6 separate regions of the Homo sapiens genome follow, and all the other regions are linked to region 1. The links are chromatin loops, found by intact Hi-C in ENCODE. Cell type or tissue: heart right ventricle. All regions are shown on one strand. Region 1 overlaps FOSL2-AS1 (FOSL2 antisense RNA 1). Region 2 overlaps LOC105374378 (a long non-coding RNA gene). Region 3 overlaps BABAM2 (BRISC and BRCA1 A complex member 2). Region 4 overlaps BABAM2 (BRISC and BRCA1 A complex member 2). Region 5 overlaps BABAM2 (BRISC and BRCA1 A complex member 2). Region 6 overlaps BABAM2 (BRISC and BRCA1 A complex member 2).

Region 1 (4,000 bases):
GGGGCGCGGCGCAGGGTACAGAGCACAGACCTTAGAGCAGGAACGCCCGGCTACGCTATTTACGAGCTGTGAGATCTTGGACGAATTCCTTAACCTCTCTGGGCCTCAGTTTCCTCCTATAAAGTGAAGGAGTTTGGAGACATGACCTTAGGCCCTTCTCTGCTCTGGAGCTCCAATCCTTCCGCTGAGATGATGGTGTGTGTGAATGGAGAAGTACTGTAGCGGAAGTCAGGGAACTTAGGTTTTGGTCCAGGGTCTGTGTTAGCCTCAGTTTACCCAATTCTTAAGTAGCGCCAGCCATCTGTACCCCACAGGGTCCTTATGAGGACCCAATGTTAAGAGGTGTTGAGAGTCCATTGCTGACAACTCGCTGTGCACCGTCACACAACTTCTGTCCTCAGTTTCCTTATCTGCAAAGTGGGGGTGTTGGTAGCAGAGAAAAATAGAGCCGGGAACGCGAAGCTTTCCTGGGGCTCTATATAAAGCGCTGGCATTTCCGGGACGGCTGGCGGCATCTGGCCGCCCCAAGGGCCCCAAGATACGGTAATCCCAAACAATACTCGGGGTCATTGTTTACAGCTATAAAACACATTCTGTCCTGAACGCTATCCCCAAGGACGCGCGCGCGTGCGCGACGAGGCGAGGCCAGCCAGACTCCTCGCACCTCCGCTGCTGCCCGCTGGACAGAGTCCCCAACTCCGCAGGCCCAGGAGAGGGGTGTGGGGCAGGCGGACGCGCGCGCCGGCCGTGGGTGCTTTGCTTTTTTCTTCCCCCTCCCCATCCCTGCGTCCTGGCTTGCCTGGGTGTTTACGCGCCTCTCCCAGCAGGACTGAGTAAATGCAGTCCTTTGACGCAAAACGAATCAGTCCTTCCCCAGCGGCAGCAGCAAAACTCAGAAAACTGGGGGTGGGGGTAGGGACGGGAGGGGCACAGAAGAAATCGTGACATTTTCCCACTCGGTTCTCAGCCCCTCCCCGCGCCACGCGGGCCTCAGGCCGCCCTAGCCAAGTCTTGGGGGCTGCAAAGGGAGGCGCGGCCAAAGCGCCCTGCCTGAGCCCTCCCAGTAGCAACCGCGTGTCGGAGCGGCGCGAACAGACGCACTTTTGGTTTTCCTTTGAGCAGTAGAGGCTGCCCCGCCCTCCCCCACCTGGCGGTCGAAAATCCGGGTGCTTCTGGGTCTCTCCCACACAGTCCTTCCAGTAACGCGGGGGGAAAGAGGCGGGGGAAGGGGAGCGGGAGCTTCCTCCGCGGCCTCCGCAGTCCCGGGCGCGCCCAGCCCCGGCCAGGCGCCGCCGGGAGCGCGCGGGCGAGCGCACCCTCGCGCCCTCGCCCGCCCTCGCCCTGCCAGCTCCCCGGTCCTTTCCTTTCTTGTGGGTTCCCGTAAAGCCCAGCAGCCTGGAGACGTCTGCAGAGCATCACGGAATCTGTGCTGATGCAATTCACTAGCCTCCCTTTGGTGCGCCCTGGCCTGCCTCAGAGCGCTTTGATCCCGGCCCTCTCCTACTCCAGAACTCGTGCTGGCTCCCTCTGCCCGCCGGGAGGCTTGCGTTCCGCAGCCCGCTCACCCCCTTTCAGTCCCCCCAGCGCCGGACACACAGCGCTGTGCCCTGGTGCTGCTGCGGGACTGACCTCCCCCGGTTGAGCGAGTGCCTCAGCGAACTGTGCCTGCCATACAGAGAATTCAGTCTCCAAGTGCCCTCTCCTTGGGAAATCATTCCAGAATCATCCAGTTAGAAAGGGTCCTCTGGCTCCCTGGAATGCTAAAAATAGAGGTGACCCTTTATTGAGTGCTAAAATCAGAGCCAGGCACCATGCTGAATACAGGGCTTGTTCTGTGAAATTCTCACAGCAAACGCTGGAGGTGGGTATTATTCCCTGGTTGCAGAAGAAGACAGTGAGATTGAATAACTTGTCCAGGGGAACTGGTTAGTGAGTTAGTGATCTGTTAGGAGTGCAGCTGAGATTCTCCGACACCAGGCTCTTCTTTTTCCCCAGGACATGGCATGACCTGCCTCCTGTTGGAATGTCTTTGTCTCTCTCTTACTGGTCTTGAAAGGCATGGTCTTTATCTGGTGCATGACTTTATCCTACACTTAGAGGTGCGCCTTAATTCTCCACTGAACAAATAGCCTCAGCGGCATCCCTCAGCTTAGAGAAGAGGCCATGTCAAGTGAGGGAAGGGAAGGGGAAGAGGGAAGCTGGGGTGGGAAGAAAAGGGTAGATGAGCTGGGAAGAAAAGGGTAGGTGAGCTGTCTTCTCATTGCCTCTCTGGGTCTCTGAGACCTCTCTTGCCTTACTTTTGCCGGTCTCCTTGTTTGTCCATCCTGGCCAGTGTTTGGCCCCTGAGAGATGAGGAATCCCAGAATAGCTGCCCCCTCAGAGCTGTGCTGGCCCACACATCTCAGCACCGGATACATGAAGCCCTTTCACACACATCGCCTCATTTGTCCTTACACATGACATCTCTGAAAGGGATATAGACAGCAGAGTGACTCTGGATTGCCAGAAAGGAGGCCGAGGTGCAGAGTGTCACAGCAGCCTACTCAAAATTTTCCAGCTGTAAGTGTCAGAGCCTGAGTTCAAAGCCATCTCACCTGACTTTAAACCCAGCGCTTTGCTGTTTGCCATGCTTCCAACCTTGTAAGTTTAGGAGCAAACTCCATCTTTTTTTTTTTTTTTTTTTTTTTTTTTTTTTTTTTTTTTTTGGAGACAGTGTCTTCCTCTGTCTCCCAGGCTGGAGTGCAGTGTCGTGATCTCGGCCCACTGCAACCTCTGCCTCCCAAGTTCAAGTGATTCTCCTGCCTTAGCCTCCCAAGTAGCTGGGATTACAGGCACACGTCACTGCACCCGGCTAATTTTTGTGTTTTTTGTAGAGATGGAGTTTCACCGTGTTGGCCAGGCTGGTCTCAAACTCCTGGCCTCAAGTGATCAGCCCGCCTTGGCCTCCCAAATTGCTGGGTTTACAGGCATGAGCCACTGTGCCCAACTTACATCTCTTAATGATACACTGTCCTCTATATCCATCATGCCTGAATGAACCTGCCATCATTTCTTTATAGTAAGCCATACTTTTTGATGATATTGTAACATTTCTGAAAGCCAGATGTATCTTATAATCGATGACTATTGAATATGCAAGTGTTGCCGTTTTTGTCCAAAGACCTGTGAATCAGTCATGGGTCCATCAGGAAACAGACTTTAACCCAGATGGTTCAAAGGATGATGCTTTAATGGAGAAATTCCTTATAGAGGTATGGGCAGAGTTAAGAGGGAACTTGAGGCACCTAGAGCCTAGTAACAGCAGGAAATGATGACCATCCCTAGGGTTGAAAAGAGGAGGCAATCATGTTATTGGAGCCTAGTGAGCTTGGGACCATGAAAGAGGGGCCATCCAGCAGGTAGAGGGAAGGAGCCACTGCCAGAGATAGCCTGCTGAAAGGGAGGGAGGAGTTGGGGTCAAGAAATACCAGACCATCTCTCCCACCTCCTACCTCCTTCTCTGGCCAAATGGCAGGGGGCTGCTGATCAATGTAGTCCACTAAGGTTGGCCTCCCAGGGCACAGAGAATGGCAAAGAAGGGTAGAGAGCGCATCTAGTGGGGCACTCAGCAAATGGGGAATAACCAGTATAGATCCCATTAAGCACATGAGGGATCTAACGAGGGATCGTGTTTCAGAATGAAGGAAATAAGGTAAATCAGTGAGCCTTACACCTCACCTACTGTGGAAGTGAACAATGGAATAGCCTGAACAGCTTTTTCAAACCACATCTCCCCTCTTTACTGATACACGAAGCCACTCACAATGATACACGAGCCACTGAGGCATGTATTGTATCTCTCAGGTGTGGAGCAGAGAAAAGGCTATACCCACTGATGAACAGGGATCCACACCTGGGGAAGAAGCAAGTATGACTTTCTCTCCTGTGGCTTTACACAACCTCCTTGAAATTCCAAGAGCAACCCTCCCAGCTAAAGTCTTCTCAGATGTGACACATAAGC
Region 2 (4,000 bases), 650 kb after region 1:
CACTTGATAAGCATTTATTAATCACCTACTATCTCCCAGGACTTGTGCTAGTACATAAATGATGTCATTTCATCCTCACAACATGCATATGAGGAGTTCTGCCCATTGCACAATCCCAAGAGGACCCATCACATGGCATTCAATGTGAATAGCACTCCCAGGAGTTAGAAAGCAGAGTAGCTTTGCCTGAAAATACCTTAAAAAGAGAGTATTATCTTGTTTTTTCTTCAATGAGGAAATCAAAACAGAAAAAGAGGAAAGGAATTTGCTCAAGGTAAGTTTGCAAATTGCTCCTCTGTACAGCTCTAAAGTTGTGTGAACCAAAGGAATACACAAGAGTGTGAAAAGGTTTTATAAACTGTAGAGTACCATATACAGCTGAACTACTCTTAGAAGGCAGTTACCTTAGCTTCCTCCGACCCTCTGTGACCGTAAGGTACTGCCCTTTGATTCATTTCTAGAAATTGCTAGAAGTATTGGACAAGCCCAATCAGGAAAAGGGTTAGCAAACCTTTCCAGGAGGAGAACGCACAACTGAGCAGAAAGAGCTGTGCTCAGGGAAGCCTGACTGTAATGTACTGTGATTTATGCACTAAGAAAATCTTGACACTATTCTCCATCAATTGCCCCCATGTGGGCGCAAGAAAGCCATATGGAGCAAAACACTGGCAGAGGGAGCCCACTTCCAGCAAAGAGAGAGAAGCAACGAAGAAAGAGCACCCCTTAATTGACTAGAGGCCAACACCCCCACACAGAGGTGCCCATGTCCTTTCGCCTGCCTGAGTTTACTGTGGGACCATGGACCGAACCTTCTTGCTCCACACTTCGGTGGCACCACTCCAGAGCCTCAGCCAAGAGCTGTGTAGCCCAGCTCAGGACTCTGTGGTGGCCTAGAAAGCCCCAGACTACGATGGCCAAGGGCTTTCCATTTGCTGTCTACATCTGCCGTCCACCCAGCTGCTGCTGAAGACACCGGATCTCCCACAAGGAAACAGTACAGCAGAGTGAAGAGAGCATCATCCAGGGAGCAGATAACCTGGGGGAGAATCCCAGCCCTACCTCTCTCTGGCTGTGACCTTGGGCGAGGTGGTTGACCTCTCACCTTGCTTTCTTTCTGTACAAAATGGAATCGGGTTCCTGACCTCACAGGGTATGGTGAGGATTGAGTGAGCTCACAGGTGCCCTTGGGGAAGAGGCAAGTAATGGAGCTAGTGCAGAAAGTTTAAACAATAAGAAGGGGTGTGTGGCCACTGCCAGGTCCAGGGAAGGTTCCTGATTCAGTCCTGGCTGCCACAGGAATGCAAGCTTGGTGTTGGCAGATCCTTTTATTTGTCAAGAAAAATCAGATATCTGGATTTTTATGTGAACTTTTCCAATTTTCAAAAGCCTGTGAGGACAGAACAACGCATATCTGCAGACTGTCAGGGTGCAAACTCGGATGACTATGACATTCCTGCAGCGCTCTTGGCCTGGTCCCTGCCTGGTGCCTTCCTCCTCTCCCCATTCTACCTCTTCCTGGCTAGCTCCCTAAGGCCCTGCCTTTCCCCCTGGTGTCTGTCGCCCTCATTGTAAAGTGGGCAGAGGCCAGCTCAGTCCTGGGGTGGCCAGAATTCAAGGCCCTGGGGCTGAGGGAGGGCAGGTCGGGTGGCACTATGAGGACAGGTGTTCTCAGCAGAAGCAGGTTAGGTACAGGACTGTTACCTGGAAGCCCTACTGAGCCTCTTCCCCAACAGGGAGGGGGAAAGGTGGGGAGCAGGCAGATACCTGCAGCCACAAAATGAATGAACGAATGAACAACGAACAGCCCAACCACCGCTGCCTCAGGTGGAAGTTGGCAGCTGTGCGGTAGGATGGCAGATTATCTGGGGCTCTTCTCAATCAATAATGTTGAGGGAGCACCCAGAAAAGTCTTCTTGCAAAAGTTGGTGGGGCCTTTGGTAGGCCCAGCCCAGCAAACCGGCTCAGGGCCAGGACCCAGTGAAGCCAGCCGCCTCCCGGCGCCCAATCTCCATCTTGGGCCTCGGATTAGAATCAGCCGCCCCCGCCCCGCGCCTTCCCGAGAGCCCCGCCGGGGCTGCCGGAAGCGGGGGTGCAGGGCGCGGGCATGGGGGTGTGCCCTTGCATCAAGGCCCTTCCCAGAAGGGGCAGCGCCTTCCCAGCACCGGCCTGCTGGTCTCCCCCGCGCCCGCCCTTCCCGGATATCCCGGCGACGCGCTGCAGCCTTTCCCGGGCGGCTCGGGTTGGCGAGGTCCGGGAGCCCTCGGTGCCGCGATGGGAAGTGCTTGCCCACGGCCCGGCCTGGGGACACACTCCCGCGCCCTCCAGGCCCCTGAGCTGTTCCTGGGAAAGGGCGTGAACGAAGCTCCCGCACAACCCCTTTCTTTCTCTTGGCACTTCCCAGTAAACCCTCCAGGTGTCCAGGTGGGGCACTTTCCACTGCCGGGCTCAGCCCTGGGTCTGGGTCTGCGGCCCGTCCCTTCGCTGCAGAGCGCGGTGCAATCGCGGTGGGGTTGGAAGGGGTCAGGGCTCCTGCCGAGCCAAGTCTCCTCCTCTGCCTGGGCAGCTACACGACTGGACCTCAGTGCCCACTACATGGACAAGCCTTGAAACTCATCCATCCAAACATCAGATAAACCTAAACTGAGAGACATTTCACAAAACTACACAAAGATGAAGAAGGGCTGAGGAACTGCACCAGACCGAAGGAAAGGAAAGAGACAGAACAACTAGATGCAGTGCGTGATCCCAGCTTGCATCTTGGATGGGGGGGAAATTGCTGTTAAGGACATAATTGGCAAAATTTGCATGTGGATTATATAACAGTAATATTGTATCAATGTTAAATTTCCTGAATTGGATCATTGAAACGTGGTTATGAAAAAGAATGTCCTTGGTTTGGCTTCTCTGAAGTATTTAGGGATAAAGGGACATGTCTGCAACTTCACCTCAAAATGGTTCAGAAATAAAATATAAGTACATTATTATTCCCCAAACAATTAAGCATATGGCTATTGTATGGCCCAGAAATTCCGCTCCTAGGTGTATGTCCCAGAGAAATGAAACATATGTCCACACAAAAACTTGTACGGGAATGTTCATAGCAGCATTAATCATAATAGTCAAAATACAGAAACAACCCCATGTCCATCAAGTGATGAATGGATAGCCACAATGAGATACATCCATATATTAGACTGTAATAAAGCCATAAAAATGAATGAAGGGCTGATACATGCTACAAATGGACGAATCTTGAAAACATTATGCTAAGTGAAAAAAGTGAGTCACTAAAGACTACAGATTATATGACTGTGTTTATATGCAATGTCCAGAATAGACATTGTAGTCTATTCTGTCTATATAGAGACTACATATTATAGTCTATAAAGACAGAGAGTAGGTTAGTGGTTGCTTAGGGCTGAGGTGAATTGGGTTTAGGGAGGTGATAGCTAAAAGAGGTACAGGGTTTTGTTTTTTGGTTTGTTTTTCTTTTTTTGAGATAGGGTCTCACTCTGTCACCCAGGCTGGAGTGCAGTGGTGCAATCATGGCTCACTGCAGCCTCAACCTCCTGGGATCCTCCTGCCTCAGCCTCCCCAGGAGATGGGACCAAAGGCACATGCCACCACACCTGGCTAATTTATTTTTTATAAAGATAGGGTCTTGCCTTGTTGCCCAGGCTGGTCTCGAACTCCTGGGCTCAAGCAATTCCCCCCCACCTTGGCCCCCCAAGGTGCTGGGATGATTACAGGTATAAGCCACCACGCCTGGCCCAGAGTTTCTTTTTTAGGTGATGAAAATATTCTAAAATTTGCTGTGTGGTAATGGTTGCATATATGGTATATGACTTGTATCTCAACAAAGCTGTTATAATAATAATAATAATAATATGTATTTATGTAGACAGACAAAAAGAGAAAGTGATTGATAAAGCAAATGTGGCAAAACATTAATGACTATTGAAACTGGGGAAAGGATATTCAGAAATTAATTGTACTATTC
Region 3 (4,000 bases), 110 kb after region 1:
AGGAGGCTGCACGAAAGGCTGCTGGGATTTGGAGGAAGGACTGACTGGCTCCTACTCAGGCTTTATTTTGTTTCATACTGTGCCATTTTTATTTAGGAGATAATCAAAGTGGAGATAACAAAAAGCAGCTCACAAGATGGATGGCCCTGCTTTGCTGATGTGCATCACTGCTGAACTGCCTGGAGGTTTCCGGCTGACGAAACCTCAGGTCCAAGGGTAACTCTAGGCTTCACCTCCCAAGCCGCCTATTCACCTGGTGGTGGCAGAGAAAGCAAAAGGCAAACTCCTCAGTGGCTCCAAGGGGCCACTCAGGCAGCAGAACCTCTTTGCTCAGAGGAAGCCGAACTCCATACCAAGGAATTCCAACCTCTCTTCCACCGGCTCCTTCTCATCATGCTGAAGGTTCTCTCATCCTGTAAAGCAGCCTCTTGACTATCATCCCTACTAGCTATTGCCCATTTACTCTTCTTTTAATTCCCCAAATTCTCAAAAGAGGACGGGCTCACCTTCACTGTGAATGAATTCTGTGGCCCATTCACATCTGGCTTCCGCCTACTCTAAGGCATGAGTGTTTCTTTTTCTACACCATCAATGGGCACCATCATTACTGAAGCAAATGCTTTTCATGCTCCTCTCCCTTGTCACCTGCACCTCCCCAGATCCGGTCCTCTGCTGCCTTCGTGGTGCCCTCTCTCCTGGTTCTCATCTCACCCCTCTGCTGCTGATTGGTCTCCATCAGGAATCTTCAGCCCATCGCCAGCTGCTGGCCTTTCCCAGATCTGTTTTCAGTCCCCTCATATCACAGATTCATCCTGTGGGAATTCTACCAGCTCTGTGGCTTCTACTGCCACCACTTTAGTCTCACAATTTTGGCTACTTACTGAATATCTCCATCTGCTTATCACATAAACACCTCAAACTCAATATATTCAAACTCACTCACTTTCCTCCAGATTCTGGTACTCTTAAAATTTCCACTCTTTCCTTAGCTACCCTAGCTAGGAGTTATACAGTAATCTGCAATTCCTCCCTCTCCCTCACCTCCAAAATCTGAGTGTTCACCAAGTCCTTTTGATTCTACTCTGAAGTATTTCTAGAATCTCTCCTTTCCTCTTCCTCCCTATTCCCACTGTTTCAGTACCTCATATTATCTTTCCTGAACCAGTTTCCCAAGTGGTTTATCAAACCCCAGCTTCTTCCACTTGAATTCATCCTCCCCTCTGCCATTGGACTTACAGTATAATAGAGAAAATGCCACATCCCTGTTCAAAATACTCCCAAAGCTTTCCATCAGTAATAGGATATATTTTGAACGGTGTATATAAAAGGGTCTTTATAACTAGGTGCATTTCTTTCCTGTCTCATCTCCACATTATTTCCTTAACTCACTTATCCTAAAAATCAGATTTTATGAATTATTCCCAATATTTGGAATGGATTGCATCAGCCCACGAATACACTGTTCTCTCTGCCTTGGACATCCTTTCCTCTTTATCTACCTACCAGATTTCTAATTGCACTTCCAAGACTGAGCTCTAGGACATATGTGTAAAACCCTTCTGAGGGGGTTTCTACACATGTATTATGGCATTTTCCACGCAGTGTTTGCATGCCTGTCTCCCTTACCCGAGTACAAACTCCTTAGTGTAGCTATCCATTTCTGTGACCACATGGCTTAACCTAGACGTTGGTCCATAGTAGATACTCAAATGTTTGCTGAGTTGACTTGAAGGTACACAAGGCTTTTCTCCTTAACAATAGGACCAGACTTTAACCTCTGCATGCCCGAACGCTCTTGGTAATAGTGCTACAGACATAGCAGGTGAGGAACAAAACAGTCAGCTGGTTACGGAGGCAACCGTGAAGCACCAGAAGTGGTTAAAAGCAGCTGTGAAAGGGCAGGCATGGGGCGGGGTACTCTTGCTTTTCATTATACATCTTTGTGAAGTATTTGCTTTTGCAACCATGTCCATGTTTCTTTGGCAAATATAATAAACAAAATCCTTTGTTGGTTATGAATAATCTATTGATGTGTCTGCAAACTACAAGGGACCACTTTCCATATATTTAAAAGGACAGATTATGGGCCGGGAACAGTGGCTCACGTCTGTAATCCCAGCACTTTGGGAGGATGAGGCTGGAGGATCACTTGAGGTCAGGAGTTTGAGACCAGCCTGGCCAACATGGTGAAACCTGTCTGCACTAAAAATACAAAAATTAGCTAGGTGTGGTGGCGGGCACCTGTAGTCCCAGCTACTCGGGAAGCTGAGGCAGGAGAATCGCTTGAACCCAGGAGGCAGAGGTTGCAGTGAGCCGAGGTCGCCCCACTGCACTCCAGCCTGGGCGATGGAGCCAGACTCTGTCTAAAAATAAATGAATAAATGGACAGGTTACGTTCTGAGGCTTAACTCCAAACAGGCTATGTCATCAGTGTGTGTCAGTGACGAGGGAGATAGCCAAGCATGAGGCTGCACGGGGAGGGTCACTAGGCCAGCAGAGCCCTGCGCCTCAGAACAAAGCAATGGCCCTGCACAGAGAACATGGGCTCACTCTGCCGTCTGCTAATGTGTAAAGATAATGCTCATCATCTGTATGTATGTTTTGTGCAGGGTTTACTAAAAATATGAGAATACTGTAGGAAAACATGATTTTATTCCTTCTAACCCCTAACATACGTAAAGAGTGAAGGAGATGAAGCCTTTGCAAGCTATTTCTGCCAGCTTATGAAAACTAGAATTTTAATATTTTAGGCAGAAGATTTTCATATATACGAACACATATATGTACATGTATTTGGTTAAAGGAAGTGGGCCTTAGTGCTGGGGCATCCAAGTGTAGAAAGGGTGAGGCTGAGATTTCTATTGAGGACAATTTAGTACTTGGGTTGTGAGCCAAACACGAAGAAGGTGGGCACTGTGATGTGTACCAGCAGGCTCAATGGGCACGTTACCCAGCGTGGATCACAGGTCGATTCTTTCAAAGGCCAGAGATGAAGATAAATCAGTCTTTGCTAAAAACATCCCACGGCTGCGCGTTACAAAGGCATATTTTGCTTCAGTATGTAATTTCCTCACTACTTAACTATAAAAGTGTATCAGAATTGAATTCTAGGGCTTTTTCTAAATGAGAGCTGAGTCACAGGTATCTCGGTGCTGTGTCTGCAGACTAAAGTGGATGACTCACATCTGTAAAATTCTGAGAGAAAGTACCAACCGACCCCTTGCTTAGTCATCTTTTGCATGGATGCTGGGTTCATGAGCTCTGTAAACTATAATGAGCGATCTAGCCTTTTACCATCTCTTTATTCTTTTCTAAACAGTACAAATTACATCTCTAAAAATAACTTCATCTACGCAAGTGAGTCACTTCAACCTAACAAGCTTCCACAAGTTACTCAGCTAAATTGTACTATTTACTGTGAAGGTAAAAATCTTGTTGTCATATTAGTCCCATTTTTTTCTTTCTTTCTTTTTTTTTTTTTTGAGATAAAAATTTGGTAGACTTGGAAAAGGGAGGAGGTTTCAGCAAATGTTTTAAAAAACATATGATTTACTCCTAACCTCTCACATGGGCAGGGGTTGTGATGGGGCTGGAGGAAGGAATTCTTTGAAAACTATTTCTAACAGCGCATGAAAATCAGAATTTTAATATTTCAGGCTGTAGCTTAAGCAAAGACTCTGCAATTTTCTTTGTGTGAGCCCATGCGTAAGCTGTCCTCTCTGCGGGATGTTTATTGGCTGTTGGAAGAGATATATATCAATAATTCTATTTGCTTTAAAATCCTGATCTGTGAAATTATGACATTTTTGACGAGAGACCCAGCCACGCTAATAAATGCATATGTATTAAATACTAATCTTTGCTCTTCCAGGAGCTGATCACTCACCACACCCTGAATTCTCTAGACACACAACTAAGCTTTGGTACTCCACCCGTTTACTGTGTAGCTTTCCAACCCCGAGGCCTGCCTGCTGGTCTTTAGCTTGCCTTTCCTGGCCTG
Region 4 (4,000 bases), 55 kb after region 1:
TGTATCTGAAAATGCTCTGACCAATTTGGTTTTCTGTAACAGAACCTTCAGTTTCCTTCCGAACCAGTTTCCATTCTCCCTAAACCCCTACGGTGAATTCATCCTCAAGGTTCCTGCCGCTAAGTCCCTCCATCCGTAGTGACTCCCATAGCTCCTGTCTTATCTTTCGATGGCACTGCTGCAGAAGCTGCTTCTCCCCTGGACATGAGGCCTCCTTTGCCTATGTTTGCAGCTACACTGATTCTCTTACAGTGTGAGTCTCTGTCCCTTTCCTGACCAAGACCTTAATGTCCTCCAAACTCTCAGCCTGGCATTCAATGACTCTATCTGGCTCCAAGTCATTAGGAAGAAAATCTATTCTGTTCCTCTATCACATTTTTTGAGATCATGCGACCCTTTGAGAAGCTAAGAAAGTGAAGGATCCTCTCCTCAGAGAAACTGCAGGTAAGACGCCCCACAGCAACCCGGGGATGTCACAGACCCCCCTGAGCTGGCCACGGTCCAGGATACGAGCCCTGGATCTACTGCCTCTCCCTTCTTCTCATTTGACTACTTGCTCTTCCTCACACATGCCATTTGCCACCTCTGGGCTTATTCATGCTCAGGACAAATACTCCTGCTTCCATCAAGTCTCCCCTGGTCCCCAGGAGGTCATCTCCCTGCACACTGTCCGTGCTTCTTCTGGGGCACTTGTCCCATGTGCACAGGTCTTATCTGCCAGCCCCTGGAAAGCGGGAGCACATCCTGCTCCCAGTGACCACTAGGCCTGGCTCAGTGTAGAAAGCACTTGGTGATGGGCTGTGGCTTTAATGTAACTAATGATGACCACGAGCTTGCAAGAAGCAGTTACAGTATGTCCATTACAAGCTGTTTAAGAAGGCGGGAGAGGCTGGGCGCAGTGGCTCATGCCTGTAATCCCAGCACTTTTGGAGGCCGAGGCGGGTGTATCACCCAAGGTCAGGAGTTCAAGACCAGCCTGGCCAACATGGCGAAACCCCGTCTCTACTAAAAATATAAAAATTAGCCGGGTGTGGTGGTGGGCGCTTGTAGTCCCAGCTACTTGGGAAGCTGAGGCAGGAGAATCGCTTGAACCCGGGAGGCGGAGGTTGCAGTGAGCCAAGATCACGTCCGCACCATGGCACTCCAGCCTGGGCGGCAGAGCCAGACTCTGTCTCAAAAAAAAAAAAAAAAAAAAAAAAAAAGAAGGTGGGAGAGACAGCAGCTCCAGAAAGAGAACAGGTACAATATTTAGGTACTAAGGAAGAACACTTTAGTCCATTCTCAAATTTCAAACTTTGCCAACAGTTAGTAAGAAAAAGCACCCTCTTCCATCCACTTGTGATCAGCACAGCCCTGAGCCAGCCAAACCGCCACCTTCTCTGGCACTCAGGACCTCAAAGCCCTTATCCATTAACGGCACCATGCCACAGTCGCCACAGTCACCCTTAATGCAAAAGGGGTGCTGTGGTGTGACAGAGCTCCAGACCTAGGCAAGGCCGGGCAGGGCAGGAGAAGCCCTGGGCTCTGTTCCCTTACGAACAGTAGGGGTGATAAGGCCACCTGATGCCACACTCGCATGGGACAGTGTGTGGGAGGAGACAGTCAACTGTTGGCTGCCACCCAGACGTGAGGGCCACTTATTCCTTCCATATGTTTCACCTGCTGCTATTTCCCCAGCAACATGGAAGTGCGGCCGGAGAGAGCCTTGTGGCCCCGCTTCTCCAGAGGGTCTGAGATCGACAGGCTGCCACCAACCTCTGCTGCATGGACTCTGGCCTGATGTGCACTGTGGAGTCTGGCCCATCCCAGTACCACTTTCAGGGAGGGCTGAATGTTCCCTAAGTTAGAGGTGAGGACGTCACCTTCCCTGACCTTACAGCTACGAACATCAAGGGGAGAGGCTGCAGCTGAGCTGCACTATAGCCCCCACAGGTGCCTGATGAGCAGATGGTGCTGGAGCCACTGCTGCCCTGGACGCTGGCCTGAGCTGGGCAGGGGTCGGGTCCGGGGAGCCCTCCACTTACCTCCCCAGGCCCAGAGTCACACTGGGTCCCGAGGCAAGCCTCATCAGCTTAGTCTTTCCTTGTAAACTTCTAGGGGAAGGGGCTACAACATTGCAAGCTCCTTACACAGAAGGGAGCACGTTTTAAAGGCAAGCTTTTTTCTTTTTAGAAAGTTCTAAAGTTTCCTGTTCTGTCCTGGGCTTTCCCTGCCAGGGCCAACTGCGTGCTGCCAAGGGGAAGCGTGGCGAGGGCTATTTAAAGGCATGATGCTACCAGCTGTTTTCGGCGAGTGCCTCTCAACTTGGATCCTCATTAAGTTAGTTAACGGAGTGGGAGGAGGGGGAAAGGGAAAATGACAACTGGCTCCCACCCATTTATAGATTTTTTAAAACGCTGTTTTCATTTATTTCACTTTTTATCAGAGAAAATGGAGAGCTGCCCAGAGTACAGATTGCTAATGGCAAGAGGTATCTGTCATCTTTGAAAAAACCTTTGACCCAGAGACAAAGTATGTAGTAAGCTTTAAAAGTGTAAGCGTGTTCTAGGGGATAGTGAAGTCTTCTCACCTCCCCATTAACTGGCCAAGTGGGGCCCACAGGAGAGGGCCCTGAGTGTCAAGCTCCTCACTGAATGCACACTGTAAGGGAATCTATTTTTAGATGGCATTAGAGCTCAATATGCCTGAGGGCAAAATGAGGTTCAGTCCCTCTTCACTGATCTCAGTCTCTCTGCTCAGGGTTTCATAAAATTACAACTCGGTCCAACCCAGGAGTCTCAGTTAGGAGAAGAAAACGTAAGGACTGGGTAGGTTTCCCATGAATTCAGAGCAGAAGCAGGGCTGGCCCAGGCTTCAGCTCACAGGCATGGCATGGTGGAGGGAACTGAATCAGGAGTCAGGGGGTCTACTTTTGTGGGCCTTGGGCCCAGGGTAAATCTCTTCTGGGCTTCAGCTCCCTCACCTACAAAGCAGGGTGCCATAACTGAGGGTCCTAAGGCCGGTGGGCTGTAGAAGGTGAGGGTAGCCTGTGCGGGGCAGGCTCTGGAGCCAGGCGGACTGGGCTCGAGGCCTGGCCACACTCCTTACTCGTTGATCATGAGGGCAAGTGACTGCAGCGTTAGTTTCTTCATCTAAAAGGCGGGAGTAACTGCCTACCTTAAAGGGTTCTTGTGAGGAGTGAATGAGATGGTCTGGGTAAGCGCTTGGCATGGTACCTGGCATAAGAGATGATCAATAGATGTCAACTATTATCATGGGTACCCGCTGGGGCCAAGGGGAAGAGGCTCTGAGTCTGTGGAAACAGCCAGAAGAACGCGTGTGTGCCGAAGCGGGAAACCTGTGAGAGGTCTAGGGTCCTTGTCCTCAGTTCAGCCTTTCCCGAGGCTCCTTGGATCAGGCCCTCCCTTCTCACTGATCACACTGAGCTGGCAATCGCAGGCAGAGATGGCCAATCTCAGGCTTGGATACTCAGCCAAAGTCATGGGACACTGTGTGTCTTTTGCAATCCAGTCTAGAGCTGCTCATGGCATCCTTGTGGCATCAAAGGACAAATTCTGTAGCCAGAGGCACCTCCAGCCCTTGCGTGTCTTCTGCCCCCAAACCTACCAGGTGTACTCCTTGTGTGTGGTGTGCAGTTTTGGTCAGGGCTTGACCAGGGATGATGCTGCAGCTCTTCCTAGAAGGGTATTTAGGAATCACATGGCTCCGGCTGCCAAGAGCAGGGTGTTGGTTGGCCTGGTCCTCAAACAGCTCTCCTTCTGTCCAGGACAACATGCATCGTCAAGGGGAGGCAGTGGGGGAAGTGGAAAGAGCACTGCACTAGGAGGCACAGGACTCACAGCTCTAGCCCGGGCCCTGGCTCATTGTGTCATCCAGAACTGGGACTCCATTTCCTCACCTGTAACAGGATGATTTCTACTTAATGATCTTATGACCACCCAGTTATGGTCTGAGATATCATCCATGTGATCTTGAGCAAGCCACTTAACCCTTTTGTGTC
Region 5 (4,000 bases), 230 kb after region 1:
TGGTATTCACTATTTTGGTTGATAGGATAACTCGCTAGAGTAGTTTTTGGTCACTCAACCTTATTATCATGACCTAGACCTCTGCAGCTCCTACTCTCCTACTGCAGCATCTCCTACTTCAAGTTACTCTTCTCTCCAAGCCAGCATCCTCCATGGACTCTAGTTATCTTTACAAAACTTAAACCTTGGTGTATTCACCTCCTAGGGCTGCCATAACAAAGTACTACAGACTGGGTGGCCTCAACACAGAAATTGATTTTTCTCACAACTGTAGAGGCTGGAAGTCTAAGGAGTCAGCAGGGCTGGATTCTCTTGAGGCCTGCTTGGTTTGTAGATGGTTGTCTTCTCCCTGCGTCTTCCCTCTGTGTGTATGTGTGTCCTAATTTCCTCTTATTATAAGGACATTGGTCATATTGGGTTAGGGCCCATTCTGATGACCTCATTCTAATCTAATTACCTCTTAAAGGCCTTATCTCCAAAAACAGTTATATTCTGAGGTACTAGGGGGTTAAGGCTTCAACATATGAATTTTGAGCAAACACAATTTACTTCCAAAGCATTTTCTCTGCTTAAAAGCCTTCAGTGTAGCCGGGCACAGCGGCTCATGCCTGTAATCACAGCATTATGGGAGGCTGAGGTGGGTGGATCACTTTGAGGCCAGGAGTTCAAGACCATCCTGGCCAACATGGTGAAACCCCATCTCTACTAAAGATACAAAAATTAACTGGGTGTGGTGGCACATGCCTGTAATCCCAGCTACTCAGGAGGCTGAGGCAGGAGAATCCCTTGAACCCAGGAAGCGGAGGTTGCAGTGACACAATATCATACCACTGCACTCCAGCCTGGGTGACAGAGCAAGGCTCTGTCTCAAAAAAAAAAAAAAAAAAAAAAAGCAAGGAAAAAAAAAAAAAGCTTCAGTGCCCCTTCCCCCACCATTTTCTCTAAGACATACTCCAGATTTTTAAACTTGGCATGCAAAATGACCTTAACAACTTGGCTACCCAACTTAGTTTTCCAGCTTCACCTCTTGCATCTGCTGTTTTTGCATTCAGATATCAAGCTCCCCGAACCAACCATACTTTATACCTCCTCACCTCTGTATGTGCTGTCCTCTCTCTGTAGAATCCTCTCACATGTCCAGTAATCTGTAAAGTTATTTTTGATGCCTGAGGCAGAGCCAATTACACCCTTCACATTCCTCAAAGAAACTTGAACACCCTACTATTATAGTATGTATCACCCTGAATTGCAATTAATTCTTTACGTCTTTCTCCCGCAGTACACTGGCAATTCCTTGAAGGCAAAGACGATGTCTGTTTTTGCTTATCACTGATTCCTCTGCACCCAGAACCGTACCTGGGACACAGTAGGAGCTAAACAAATATTTCTTGAATGAAGGAAATGAAAAAATAAGTGAAAACATGAACAAACCAATAAAAGGGGAAAGGGTTTCTCTTTTGATACCTAGTACAGTGGTATGGTACTCACCAAACTTAAGAATGTACTTAATAAATGATTGCTGAATAAAATCCTGACTGAAGCATACGGGAAAATCTGAAACCATGAAGGGATCTGGAGTTATTTACTTTAAGAAAAGTTATGGAAGCTGATTATCTTTGGGGTAAAAAGGAAATGGATTTTTAAAAGCCTATAAACTTCAGGGAAGAAGCGCCAAGATACATGTGACAAGGCAATCTGAGCTCCACTCAGATCCAAGAACAAAGGGTTCCTGGTTTAAGCTATGGAAGTATCTGTTCCAGAAAGCAGCTGGGCAGAATTTCCTCACACGAATAGCTCTTAATGTATGGGAAAAAGAAAAGAGCAAAACAAAACAAGCAAAGGCAGCAAAAGGGAATAATTAGTGTAAACAGTTTAGTTTTTTTTTTAATGCATTGGACAAACTCCAAGAAGGAAAAAAAAAATGTTGTGGGATAAACATCTGTTCACTCGGAACATGACAGAGCCCTTGACAGGCTCTGCGGCCTGTGTGTGTCCTTATGTGCCCGAGGTTTATATTTATGCTTCCACTGCTCAGACAGCCCACAGAGTGGCCCAGAAAGAGAGACCTATTCCAGGCCAGGACGCACTCCTCTAACTCCACGTGGGGGTGTAGGGGCAACTCTCATTCGGTTGTGTTTGACACAACAAAAAACACACTGAAGGGAAGAAGAGCAAATACCAATTGCACATGTGGAACTGCTCTACTCCACCTGCACTGGGTTCCATCAACACTGTATTTTATTGACTGCACGGAATGCACAGAAGTGACCAGACACCACACGTTTATGGGGATTAGCACTGTCTTTCCATCCCTATGATCCTTGGTATCAAGATGTTAAGTGCAACAAGTTGTAGGAGTCTGTTTTCTTGTGCCAGATGTGCCTTTTGCAATCAGTCACTGAGTCTAGGAGTTTCTAAGAAGAGAACTCCATGAGAAAATTCATCTTCAGTTTTCAGTACCACCTGATAGTTTCTAAGAGGTGCATAGCAGTGGGCCTAGAGATGAAGCCAGATGGAAATGATCTAGCAATGTGCAATGGGCAGTGCCCTGAGGAAAACACCCACAAGGGGTGGATGGCCTCAATTCTCATCTCCATGACGATAGATCACATTACCTTAGAGCCTTGGGCCACGTGAGTCCAATTCTGAGGCCTCTGACCCAGCTCCATCAGCCCAGCCGATCTTACACAAGTCTCACCCTTAGGAGTACATTGTGTTAAGATGGGGACAGATTGCCTCACCCTTACCTTTCTTTCTGGCTGGGTTCACAACTTCTCTTGCTCTATCATCCGATTTACTCCATTTTCTCTTCCTAAGGCCCATGGCTCTCAGTTTTTCATTATTCTTATGGCATTCATGTCTAACTCTGGCATTCTATTAGATATCTGGCAGGGGTGACTGCCTTTTGCTTTTCTCCTAGACCTTTGTCCCCAGCACCATGTGTACATTTTCTGTGACCTGCCTCAAGACAAGAAAAATGTTCTTTTTCTCCCCTTAGGCATAAAGCTCTCTGGGTCTCTAAAGTCTCCCTGATAGCCAGCTACTGACTTACTCCACATAACACAAGAGGTCACATTTAACAGAATTATTCTGAGAGTGGCCAGTTGGGGCTGTTAAGAAAACTAATTCTCAAGCTGATCCTGGCCCACCTGCTGACTTGGCTGGAAGAAGCGCTGGCACCCAGAGCTTCACACTCAGAAGAAGGTCATGGGGGAAGCAGGGTGGCTGCCGGCTGGGAGGCATCTGAGGAGAGTGAGGATTTCACTAGGCTGGCCACAAAAGATGACACCACCGTCTTTTTTCGGGGGGCACCTCATTCTATCTGTCTACACACAGATATGCCTACACCCACAATAAAAATGTTTATAAATAAAAATATTTGGTACTAGTTTTGATTTTCTACAGAATTGGGACTAAAAAACCAATTTATTCTTACACTTGTGGATTAAATGGTAACTCCACAGTTTAATTTTATCTGAAAGGGGGAAAAAAACTGACATCTAGCAGTTAAACATGTCTTTGTCACTAGAGGCCTATGACACAAATCTCGATGATATTTTATGAGAACATGTATAGCTTTTCTCCACTTGTGGCTATAATTGCTGTTGGAGAAGCCCCAACATGTAAAGGTTGATGCTTCTGAATGTGCTGAAAGATGCTGGAACTAAACCATGCAGTGACAGCTATCAAAATGTCACCAATGCAGTGTCATATTCAGTCAAGATGCTTAAAAATTCAAATGTTCAACTAACACTGCTCTAGTGTGCGAGGAAGAGCATTACCTGGCTGGTTGGTAGGGAAATGAAATGAGATTATGTGCATAACAGCACTTAGGAAGAAGCCCGGTGCAGGGTTGGCTGAGCTAGGAAGAGCTATCATTCGCTGGGCACTGACTCCATAGAGTAGTGTATGCCAGACAGTAGTCTCATTACACATGTTTTAATTCAATTAATCCTCAAAACTGTGAAGTGGATACTATCCTCATGCCTGGGTAAAAGGT
Region 6 (4,000 bases), 290 kb after region 1:
TCTTTATAGCAGCATGATTTATAATCCTTTGGGTATATACCCAGTAATGGGATGGCTGGGTCAAATGGTATTTCTAGTTCTAGATCCCTAAGGAATCGCCACACTGTCTTCCACAATGGTTGAACTAGTTTACAGTCCCACCAACAGTGTAAAAGTGTTCCTATTTCTCCACATCCTCTCCAGCACCTGTTGTTTCCTGACTTTTTAATGATCACCATTCTAACTGGCGTGAGATGGTATCTCATTGTGGTTTTGATTTACATTTCTCTGATGGCCAGTGATGGTGAGCATTTTTTCATGTGTTTTTTGGCTGCATAAATGTCTTCTTTTGAGAAGTGTCTGTTCATATCCTTCGCCCACTTTTTGATGGGGTTGTTTGTTTTTTTCTTGTAAATTTGAGTTCTTTGTAGATTCTGGATATTAGCCCTTTGTCAAAAGAGTAGATTGCAAAAATTTTCTCCCATTCTGTAGGTTGCCTGTTCACTCTGATGGTAGTTTCTTTTGCTGTGCAGAAGCTCTTCAGTTTAATTAGATCCCATTTGTCAATTTTGGCTTTTGTTGCCATTGCTTTTGGTGTTTTAGTCATGAAGTCCTTGCCCATGCCTATGTCCTGAATGGTATTGCCTAGGTTTTCTTCCAGGGTTTTTATGGTTTTAGGTCTAACATTTAAGTCTTTAATCCATCTTGAATTAATTAGCAATTCTAAAGATTTACAAATGTGCCTCAGAATATAAGGGTTAAAAAAATGAGTTTATTGAGTTTATGATAACCACTTAGCTAAAACTGGAAAGAAAAAATGACATAGGAGGAGTATAAAGATAAACAGTACGATCTGTGAATAATTTGATGTTGGATAAGAAAAGCCAAAGGCCAACCTAGGAACTATTAGGAGTTCTGGACAACTAAACTGCTGACTCCCAAATTTCTAATGTCTCACTTGGTAGAAGAGATCACCTAAGAAGCTCTCATAAAGAGCAGAAATGGGACTGTTGCTCTCTGGAGAAACAATGGGACCTTTTCATCTCTGTGAGGAGTACACTATTCTTCCCACTTCAGTGATGGTTGAAAAGAAACTGACTCCTCGATAAAAACAGAGTGGGGATAATAAGACACCACTTTATGCCAGGTGCAGTGGCTCACGCCTGTCATCCCAACACTTTGGGAGGCTGAGATGGGAGGATGGATTGAACCCTGGAGTTCGAGGCCAGCCTGGGCAACATGGCAAAACCCCATCTCCACAAAAAATACAAAAATTAGCCGAGCATGGTGGCATGTGTCTATAGTGTCAGCTACTAGGCTAAGATGGCAGGATCAATTGAACCCAGGAGATTGTGGCTCTAGTGATATGTGATCACACCACTGTACTCCAGCCTGAGCCAGGATCAAGAACCTGTCTAAAAAACAAAACAAAACAAAACAAAACAAAAATACTAAGTAAATAATGAATTCTCTCAACTCAGCTCACAATACAAAGTAGGACACGTTGAATATCACTTTCATAATTCTGCTTCATCCATCTGGAACACTGGCTATAAGGCCTTACTAGAACTTTGAGAAGCTTACTGAGTAAATTTTTTTTTTTTTTTACTCAATAAGTTCAAGTATTGAGTAAATTTTCCCAAAAAACAAATACTCTAAAATGAAAGATATCACATCAGGACCATATAATTACTTTCAGCATTTTATGAAAAGGATAAAGGAAACCCTCCTCATAAAACAAAACAAAAAACTATAGGCCGTTTATAGATTACTCAAACTGACATAATTCAGTTTGTAAAATCATTATTTTATTACATGATTCCTATATAAAATCATTATTTTAACATAGGAACTTATAAGAAAACTCAATGCAGTTATGTTTCTTGTGGTTAGTACTGTGTCAGAGAGGGCAGTGGCTTTGGTTTACCTCCAATGGTCTCTCTCAAAAACACCAACTGACTGAGTCTATTCCTGGAATTGCTCTAACCTCCCCTAGTATTTTGTCTGTTCGCACATTGTAATGCACAAGGAACAGTGGTAACATGTGAAATAAGTTCAAAGACCCCAAAGTGGAAGACACTGTTTTCCTGCATCCTACCTACTGTAACTGAAAACTGGGAATTTACTGGAATTGAGAATTTATTATGAGTCAGATGGCTGATAGCCTTTCCAACCAAAACATCTGCTCTACAAAGGCACAACTGCTCCAATCCATTTCCTCTTGGATCTGGAGAATGACCAAGTTGTAGCTTAGCCCTTTCCTTAAAGACACAGGGGCTTGAAATGAAAATGAAATAAAAGTGGATCTCTATGTCACCTTCCAAATTCTACTACTCTTAAATGGTATTAAAATGTAACAAAATATGAGAATAAGTATGTTTTAGACATTAAAAAAATTGCAGTCGGTTCAGTGGAGTAACCAAGGATTTTTATCAGATCATTCAAATTTACAACGGCACAGCTGAAACCAATTCTTTCTCTGGTATTGAGGGAAAAAGGGACATGTATTACCCAAGCACAGTGAAAAAGCGTTTCATTATTCATTTATTTATTCAAAAAATATTCACTGTGCACTTCTACGTGTCAGGCACTATTCTAGGAACAACTGGTGAACAAGCTAGATAATGGCCCTCCTCTTAGAGCCTACCTTTCAGCAGGGGATGACGAATAAACAAGTCAGCCAATTCATAAATAGCCTTCAAAACACTATAGGAGTTATCTTGTTTCCAATGGTTTATTTACAACAATTGATACCAAGATTTTTTTCTAGCAACTACAGAGAGCTACTGCAGTGGTTCAAGTTCTAGCATTTGTTAAAAAACACACATTCCTGAACCCTGCCCTGGGGATTATGATTCAGTAAGTGTGGGTAAGTCAAGGAAATATGATTTTTTAACTTACAAGGGGATTGAACTGCCCATCCAGGTTTGGGGTCTATTGCCTTAGAGCAATAAAAAAATGTGTGAGCTTCCTATCAATATGTTTATATGTATTTATTTATAAGCTATATAGATGAACCTATGTACTAATACATTATGAACATCATAAAACATGCACAAACAGTAGAAATTCTAAGAGGGTGAGATAAAAATCAACACAACTGTATGGCTTACTATATGGGGCATGTTAGGAGGTCTGCAGGTTCCCCACATGGACTGGGGATAGGACAACCACAGGTGAGGCCCTGTAATTCACAGCTTGGAAAGACAGACTCTATCTCAGCCCTCACTCTGCTCCATAACTTACATGGGTGCAGAGAACTAGGCAGAGGAGCATTAAAATTATCATCATCTCAGTGACAAGAATTTGGGAGGCCCTGTGTCTCACTTCACATGCCAACATATACCTGCCCATTCTTGTTAACACACACCAAATATGGTAAAACCAGATCTAAAAAAAGACAAACTCTGTCATAGGTTCGGCAGCCATAACCCTGTTGTGTCAGCTGTTTGAATCATGTGTGAATGAGTCCATGCATGCTAGATATCAGGCAATATGGTAGAGTAGAAAGATCACAGACTTTGGAGTTAGACAGACTAGTGAGAATCATAGCTTCATCGCTTACTGGCTATGTCAACCTGGCTGGATAAGTTATTTAAAACCTGGATGAGTCTATTTCCTCAACTATAAAATGAGAAGTTATAAAACTGCTGTATCAGTAATAGTAGCCACCATTATTGGCACTGTTATCCCAGATCATCTTGGGACTATCTGACCCACCTGTTCCCTGCTATCTGTGGACACTGGGCTTTGCCTGCTTCCCTGGAAATGATACCTATCTGTTGCCTTCTCTGTATGTAAACTCTGTTGTCAAATCCTTGCCTGTCTGTACAAAACCAATTTCTTCCTCCTGACCATGATGAATGAGTACCTCCACAACAGCTGCCCCCTTAGAACCTACTCGCTCCTGGCCAGGCCCACATACATGCCCTTGACTTTGAATTCAGTGTTACGCCTCATGGACCAACAGCCCACACTTGCCCCTTCATTTGGCATCGAGCTTTCTAGTCGTTATGCTTCT

Evidence for each region. Peaks named below come from ENCODE experiments on the same cell type or tissue, not always from the same donor. Only the 100,000 strongest peaks of a DNase experiment are listed, where the experiment ranks them.
Region 2: a loop joins it to region 1, with 3 times the contacts of the local background. A loop is called at or near these places in 35 of 110 quality-filtered maps.
Region 3: a loop joins it to region 1, with 2.3 times the contacts of the local background. A loop is called at or near these places in 37 of 110 quality-filtered maps.
Region 4: it touches region 1 in a loop (5-fold over the local background); 41 of 110 quality-filtered maps call a loop at or near these places.
Region 5: it touches region 1 in a loop (4-fold over the local background); 34 of 110 quality-filtered maps call a loop at or near these places.
Region 6: it touches region 1 in a loop (6-fold over the local background); 20 of 110 quality-filtered maps call a loop at or near these places.

The regions. Positions count from the first base shown.
Region 1 is chr2:28,387,755-28,391,754 of GRCh38, reverse strand. All of the region lies in intron 1 of FOSL2-AS1 (FOSL2 antisense RNA 1), which reads left to right. Among named protein-coding and RNA genes, the nearest start is that of FOSL2, 3.1 kb to the left of the region's middle. RefSeq lists a silencer at 1,228-1,297. In heart right ventricle, a CTCF peak has its summit at 1,516; DNase peaks (open chromatin) are centred at 634 and 1,114; H3K4me3 peaks cover 2,021 bases; H3K27ac peaks cover 2,668 bases.
Region 2 is chr2:27,733,845-27,737,844 of GRCh38, reverse strand. The region is part of intron 2 of LOC105374378 (a long non-coding RNA gene); the gene reads right to left. Among named protein-coding and RNA genes, the nearest start is that of LINC01460, 20 kb to the right of the region's middle. RefSeq lists a silencer at 2,010-2,179. In heart right ventricle, no CTCF peak of the experiment used is centred here; a DNase peak (open chromatin) is centred at 2,134; H3K4me3 peaks cover 1,303 bases; H3K27ac peaks cover 3,747 bases.
Region 3 is chr2:28,275,490-28,279,489 of GRCh38, reverse strand. The region is part of intron 10 of BABAM2 (BRISC and BRCA1 A complex member 2); the gene reads right to left. It overlaps LOC124907745 (a long non-coding RNA gene), which reads left to right. Exons shown (of 2, transcript XR_007086254.1): 1 at 1-4,000. Among named protein-coding and RNA genes, the nearest start is that of BABAM2-AS2, 33 kb to the left of the region's middle. RefSeq lists an enhancer at 2,855-4,000. In heart right ventricle, no CTCF peak of the experiment used is centred here; a DNase peak (open chromatin) is centred at 2,422; H3K27ac peaks cover 1,840 bases.
Region 4 is chr2:28,332,357-28,336,356 of GRCh38, reverse strand. The region is part of intron 11 of BABAM2 (BRISC and BRCA1 A complex member 2); the gene reads right to left. Among named protein-coding and RNA genes, the nearest start is that of BABAM2-AS2, 24 kb to the right of the region's middle. RefSeq lists a silencer at 89-289. In heart right ventricle, no CTCF peak of the experiment used is centred here; DNase peaks (open chromatin) are centred at 1,722 and 2,248; H3K27ac peaks cover 2,974 bases.
Region 5 is chr2:28,162,422-28,166,421 of GRCh38, reverse strand. All of the region lies in intron 7 of BABAM2 (BRISC and BRCA1 A complex member 2), which reads right to left. The region is part of intron 1 of LOC100505736 (a long non-coding RNA gene); the gene reads left to right. Among named protein-coding and RNA genes, the nearest start is that of BABAM2-AS2, 150 kb to the left of the region's middle. In heart right ventricle, no CTCF peak of the experiment used is centred here; a DNase peak (open chromatin) is centred at 2,035; H3K27ac peaks cover 3,731 bases.
Region 6 is chr2:28,100,729-28,104,728 of GRCh38, reverse strand. The region is part of intron 6 of BABAM2 (BRISC and BRCA1 A complex member 2); the gene reads right to left. Among named protein-coding and RNA genes, the nearest start is that of MIR4263, 110 kb to the right of the region's middle. In heart right ventricle, no CTCF peak of the experiment used is centred here; no DNase peak of the experiment used is centred here; H3K4me3 peaks cover 561 bases; H3K27ac peaks cover 3,200 bases.